Regions from separate parts of the Mus musculus genome. Here region 2 is linked to region 1. Evidence: chromatin loops called from intact Hi-C (ENCODE). Cell type or tissue: heart. All regions are shown on one strand. Each heading gives the region's core, and the rest is flanking DNA. Links, peaks and the distances in the headings are about the cores only. Region 1 has its middle 1.8 kb from the start of Cdip1. Region 2 overlaps Coro7 (coronin 7).

The links. Hi-C counts contacts between places; a loop is a spot of excess contacts. Peaks named below come from ENCODE experiments on the same cell type or tissue, not always from the same donor. Only the 100,000 strongest peaks of a DNase experiment are listed, where the experiment ranks them.
Region 2: it touches region 1 in a loop (5-fold over the local background); 6 of 42 quality-filtered maps call a loop at or near these places.

The regions. Positions count from the first base shown.
Region 1 is chr16:4,790,294-4,793,203 of GRCm38, forward strand. No RefSeq gene overlaps it. Among named protein-coding and RNA genes, the nearest start is that of Cdip1, 1.8 kb to the left of the region's middle. In heart, for the core only: a CTCF peak has its summit at 1,231 (motif pointing left); no DNase peak of the experiment used is centred there; H3K4me3 peaks cover 325 bases; H3K27ac peaks cover 315 bases.
Region 2 is chr16:4,628,244-4,631,153 of GRCm38, forward strand. It overlaps Coro7 (coronin 7), which reads right to left. Exons shown (of 28, transcript NM_030205.4): 22 at 2,121-2,262; 23 at 1,945-2,034; 24 at 813-929; 25 at 433-568; 26 at 1-32. Among named protein-coding and RNA genes, the nearest start is that of Pam16, 4.8 kb to the left of the region's middle. In heart, for the core only: a CTCF peak has its summit at 1,859 (motif pointing right); a DNase peak (open chromatin) is centred at 1,888; H3K27ac peaks cover 558 bases.

The sequences.
Region 1 (2,910 bases), core at 142-2,641:
CGCAATGAGCTTGGATGACGTCAGTGGAGGCCCGTTGCGGGTGGGAGACGAACGAGTGGTAGTTCCCCAGGCCTTTATGATGGGGGGGGGAAAGGCTCGAAAGAAAGATGGTGGTGCTAGCGCTCCCTCAGGCCAGCCAGCCAGGCGTGCTGCGCACCCCAAGAGTTGAGGGAGAGCTACCACCCTTGCCCTAAGCTGCCTGGGCTTTCATGAAGCTGTGAACCACACCAGCTGTCCCTGCCCTCACACAGATTCCACTCTGACAGACAATACACAAATAAGCCACAAAATGACCAGCATCTCAAAGGAAAGCAACAGGATGTCCCAACAGAATTAGAGTGTTGCCTCTGAGTAGGGAAGGTAGGAAAGGCTATGTTGGGATGAGGTGTGAAGTAAAGAAAGAGACTGGCAGTCGTGGCGCACGCCTTTAATCCCAGCCCTCGGGAGGCAGAGGCAGGCAGGTTTCTTAGTTCGAGGCCAGCCTGGTCTACAGAGTGAGTTCCAGGACAGCCAGGGCTATACAGAGAACTCTGTCTCCAAAAAACAAACAACAACAACAACAAAAAAAAACAAAAACAAAAAAAAAAAGAAAGAAAAGAAAGAAGACTGGTATAGATGAACTTTTGAAAGGCACTTTGGCCAGCAAGGTGAAGACTGGAAGACAGCACCAAGGTCATCAATGAAGTTTGGATTTATTGCACATGGAAACTAAAGCTCTCTTCTTTTTCTTTTGTATTTGTGTGTGTGTGAGGCACGCATGTATGTCAAAGGGCAACTTTCAGGAGTCAGGCCTCCTTCCAGCATGTGGGCTTTGGTTCTCACTCAGGTCTTCCAAAATGGCAAAGACCCATGAGCCATCTCACGGATCCTTTTGTATGTTTAGGCAGGGTGTTCCTCTGAGTCTTTCAGGCTCACAACCATCCTCCTACCGCTCAGTCTGTCAAGTGCTGGGATTACAGGCAGGGAGACATCACAATTTGAGGAGTTTTAAGCATTAGAACTACAACTGAGTTTCATTGGTCACGGGTTTTGTACTGCACATTTCATCTGACCAGTAACATATTATTCCAAAATCAATACTTGTATTTTCACGTTTATTCATGGACATATGGATCCTGTGCATTGTTAACTGAGGTTAATTAAGAGCAACCTGTTAACAAAATATTGCATGTATAGTGTTAGTGGTTTTGTTGTTTAAAATGGCCCTAAGGGTAGAGTTGAAGTGCCATCTAGTGTTTCTAAGTAAAACTAGATTTGATGTCCTTTGTGTGAATTATACCCGTTAATGATTAACTTGGAATTACCAGTAATCATCAGTGTAACATTAAAGAAATAAAAGCACTTCCCCTTTGAGTCCTTCAATCAAGAACAAGCTCAGAGTTTTTTGTTTTTGTTTTTTCATTTATTTTATGTATAAGTTCTCTATCTGCATGTACACCTGCATGCCAGAAGAGAGCATTAGATCACATTACAGATGGTTGTTAGCCATCATGTGGTTGCTGGGAATTGAACTCAGGACCGCTGGAAGAGCAGCAATTCCTGAGCCAGTTCTCTAGCTCCACAAGTTTAGGTTTTAATTCTGTACTTCATGCTTCTTGTGCCTTCCGTCCTCTGTTGTCTGAATTTGTGACTGCTTGAAGGCTGTCTTGTGAAGGTTTGTTCCTGTGTTTTTGTGTCTCTGTGTCTGTTGTATGAGCTGTGTGTTTGTCTGTACCTAACAAAGAGTACTCTGTCTTATTGAATAGTACAGAAGACATCATGTGGGTTACAGTTATAGAAAACTTCGACAGTTTTACAAGGCGTTAAGTCACTGGGTCCTCCTGATCCCAACCCACCCAGATAAAAAAACACCATTGTTCAACAACCAATATCTTAGACAATGCTTTCAAACTTTGTTGTAGATTTTAAGAAGTTTCTCTCAACCTCTATTGCTTTCAGCAAATGATACACAAGTATTATCTGGGTAGGAGGCATGGAAGTACACATAATCTAAGATCATAGCTATGAGTTTAGGTTGTAATGTTAATTATTTGAGAAACCCAAGGCAAGTTAAGGATTATTACATTGCATTTTTTGTTTGGTTGGTTGTTTTGTTTTTTTTTTTTTTTTTTTTTTTGAGACAGGGTTTCTCTGTGTAGCCCTGGCTGTCCTGGAACTTATTCTGTAGACCAGGCTGGCCTTGAACTCAGAAATCTGCCTGTCTCTGCCACTGAAGTGCTGGGACTAAAGGCATGTGCCACCATTGCCCAGCACATTGTCCTCTTAAAGACAGTTTAAACAGTTTGAGTTCACAGTAGGATAGCAGCCTTAAGTGCTAAGGTTTTAATTAAGGTATTAACTTTGGCTATGAGGTCCAGCAAAAGTCCCAGACTCTAGAGTGTAAAAGATATTTTCAGAATATTGCATTGCCACAGTGCCTTAGAAAAATGTACTAGATGAGTTTTGTGTAGGCTTGGCTTTAAGTTTAATTAAACAGAACCAGTAATATATGTTAAATAAAGTGTCTTTAAACATAAACACTCAAAAACACCAAAAACCAAGGTTGTATACTGATTAGTTGACAAAAGAAAAATGATGTTGTAGTCTCTGGCTACAACAATTACTAATTATTTGTAGTAATTTGATAGACTATAGCTACCTCAAATTCTAACTATTTGTGATTTGACTGATACTTCATGGCCTCATTCTGACTAATGTGTAAACAATGATTTAGACCAAGGCTAGCATGTAGGAAGCTGGAATGCATGCACATAATGCAATTAAAATTTTTCTACTAACCTTCTTTTAGTAACTGTAACATGACAGGGTGTAGAAAGATAGCTCAGCAGTTAAGAACATATAGTGCTCTTATAGAGGAGCCAATGTCAATTTCAAGTTCAGGTGGCTTATGACTGACTAACTGCTTGCAAC
Region 2 (2,910 bases), core at 317-2,816, 160 kb before region 1:
TCGGGCAGGGACCTCACGGGGGGCCTGGCTCACTGGGGTAAAGCAAGGACAGGCATCAAAGAAGGTGCTGTTTAGAATCAACCCTCAGGGAATTTGCTGGCACAGATCAAAGAAGTGGCATTAACAAGTTATTAAAGCCCCTGTTCACCAGGCCTGCCCATAGCACCAGGATATGTATATGTAAGGATACTGCATGTGTTAAGTATACAACACATGCATGTGTGTGTACATATGCATATGTGCTAGGATAAAACACAAGCCACAGAACTTGCTCTCCAGGGGTTCAGAGACTGGGTCTGGAGACATGTCTAACATCCTTAGGAGGTCTGTGGCAGCAGGAACGAAGGACTGTACTTGGGCCTCCTGTTCCTCCTTCCACCCCTGTCCAGATTCCCCGCCCCTGCTGTCTCCCCGTTTTATTCCTTACTCTACCTGGGGTCATGCCAGGGGGCTGCAAACTCAGTAGCCGGGGCTGTCCATTAGCACCCTCAAACCAGGCTTTGGCACTGAGTGCTGGCTCCCAGGTCACAGCTGTGTCCGGGAACACATCATCCTGGAAGAATTCTTTCTGCAGAGGGTGAAGGGGCTGTCCTGAGACACTGACCAGCAGCCCAGGACACAGAGGCCTGAGACCTGGCCCCACCCATGCTGGCATTCACATGCTCTGCAGAACTTCAGTAGAATACGAAGGCAGATATTCCCTCCAAAGTAGACAGCTGGGAGGTTTGGGTGCAAGAACAGGTAAGAACTTAAATTCCTTGGTCTCTGGCCAGCCACTAAAAGAGGAGCTTGAGTGCTTGACCCAAACTCACTCTGACCCGGGGCAGCCGGAAAGCAACAGGCTCCAAGGAGGTCTGGCGCAGCCGCAGGCATCGGGCAAACTCCACATCCTGAATGTCACACTCAGTCTTGGGCAGAAGGACAAAACCCTAGGGGGAGTGAGGAAGCAGGAGCTAGAGTCAATCCTCCTGGGTGGGGCCTCCTGGAGTAGCAGAATTCCTTAGGCCCAGACACGCCTGCCCTCAGGGAGCCGTGGTGCTCTGAATGAGAATCTTTCCATGGGCTCATCTATTTGAATGGCTGATTCTCAGAAAGTGGAGCTAAACAGGCTAAAGAGGCATTGCCTTGTTGGAAGAGGTTGCCACTGTGAACGGGCTTAGAGGTTTTAGAAACCCATGCCTTTCCACACTTGGCTCTCCCTCCTCACCTGCTGCCCGTCTCCCTGCCACGATGGTCACGACCTACCTCTGAATCAGTGAGCAAGCCCACAGTTAAATGTGTTCTTTTATAAAAGTTGCCTTGGCCATGGTGTCTCTCCGCAGCAACAGGAAAGTAACTAAGTAACTAAAGTACTGGTGTGCTGTCAATGGGAATAGCTAGTGCTTTTAAGGGAAAAAGACCAGATATGTAGCACTGGCCTATTTCTACAGAGAACAAAAGTCCCACCAAGTCCTACTTCAAGCAGTTGAAAAGAGATGTGAGGGGTATGCTACTGTGGGAGGGACATGCCACTGTGGGACAGTCCCCTGAGAGTTTAACACACATGCACACCACATCAAGATAAGCAAGCAACTAAAGAGAATCTGTTTCCTTGGATTTCTGTTTGACTGACTGAGACAAAGTTTCACCATAGCACCCAAGTTGGTCTCAACTCATGATCCTCCTACCTTGGCCTCCAGAGAAGTGGTATGACGGGTATGTGCCACCATGCCTGGTTCATTTAACTTAACCTTATATGGTTTAATTTGTAGTAGTGGCTGAATATAAAGCCAGCTCTCCAAACTCCTGGATTACTACAGTCTGCTCTATCTGCTGCTGGGCACAGGACCTCGGCTCTCCTGACCCCCATTGGCTCCTGCACTTCCACACATGGCCACGAGGGGGCACGGAAACCTTGCAGTGCAGCTTAGGGACAGGAGGTTCAGTGGTGAGGGTGATTATCACCTTGTGAGGGTCAGGTGATGTGAAGCTGTTGCACTCCAGGAAGAAAGGGGCCTCCGGGAGCACCTCATACAGGAACACACGGGTATCACCCTGGGGGACAGAGGGGAGGCTATGAAAGGAAAGCACCCAGCCTCATCAGACCCTGCCCGACCCCCAGCCAGTCCATTCCAGCTAACCTTGCCAGTGAGAAGCACCAGGCCTGTGTCAGGGTCATAGCTGGGAAGCAGGGTCGAGGGAGCTACATCGAGGCCCAGCAGTGCTGAAGGGCCTTGTGCCAGGGCGTCAGCTATGTACAACTGTAGCTGGCGTTCACTCCGGCTGCCAAGGAGTCAGGGGTAGAGCAGATTCTTAGAGCTGAAGAGGCCTGAGGTAGGGCAAAGACTCCTACAGAGACCCTGCTCCTTTCTGGGCTGCATAGCCTAAGGGCCAGTAATCAAAGGAGAGATGAGTCTAGCCCTTAGAAGTGGCCTGGTGGGGGAAACAGTGTCCAACTTCCTGTTTGGCCTCCACTTGTCTTGTCCTCTATACAACCCTGGCCCCAGTGACTAGCCTGATCTACTGCGGCCTCCTGTCTGGCCTTCTTCCCTCATGGTCTGTGTTGCACCCTCAGCTCCAGCAAGGCTGGACGTCTCCCCTGCAGTTCAGCCTTTCTCCTCAGGCTTGGATGACCCAGATCATATGATACCTTCCTTGGGATGCCCTCCCCAATCCATCATGCAAAGTACCCGAGGCCCACCCCTCAGGCCTCTCCTGTGGGTTCTCTTCCCTGTGTTCTACCTGGTCTCCATCAGGCAAGGGTTCCTGGGCCTGACCTTACCCTCTGAATCCCGTTATGACATATTTCTTCTCCAATACTTCCTCCCACCCAACCAATTGCCTACCTATTCATCTGTCTAATCATTTACCAATTTATCTACCCATCACTCGATAATCCACTGATCCATTGAATGTACACACACACACACA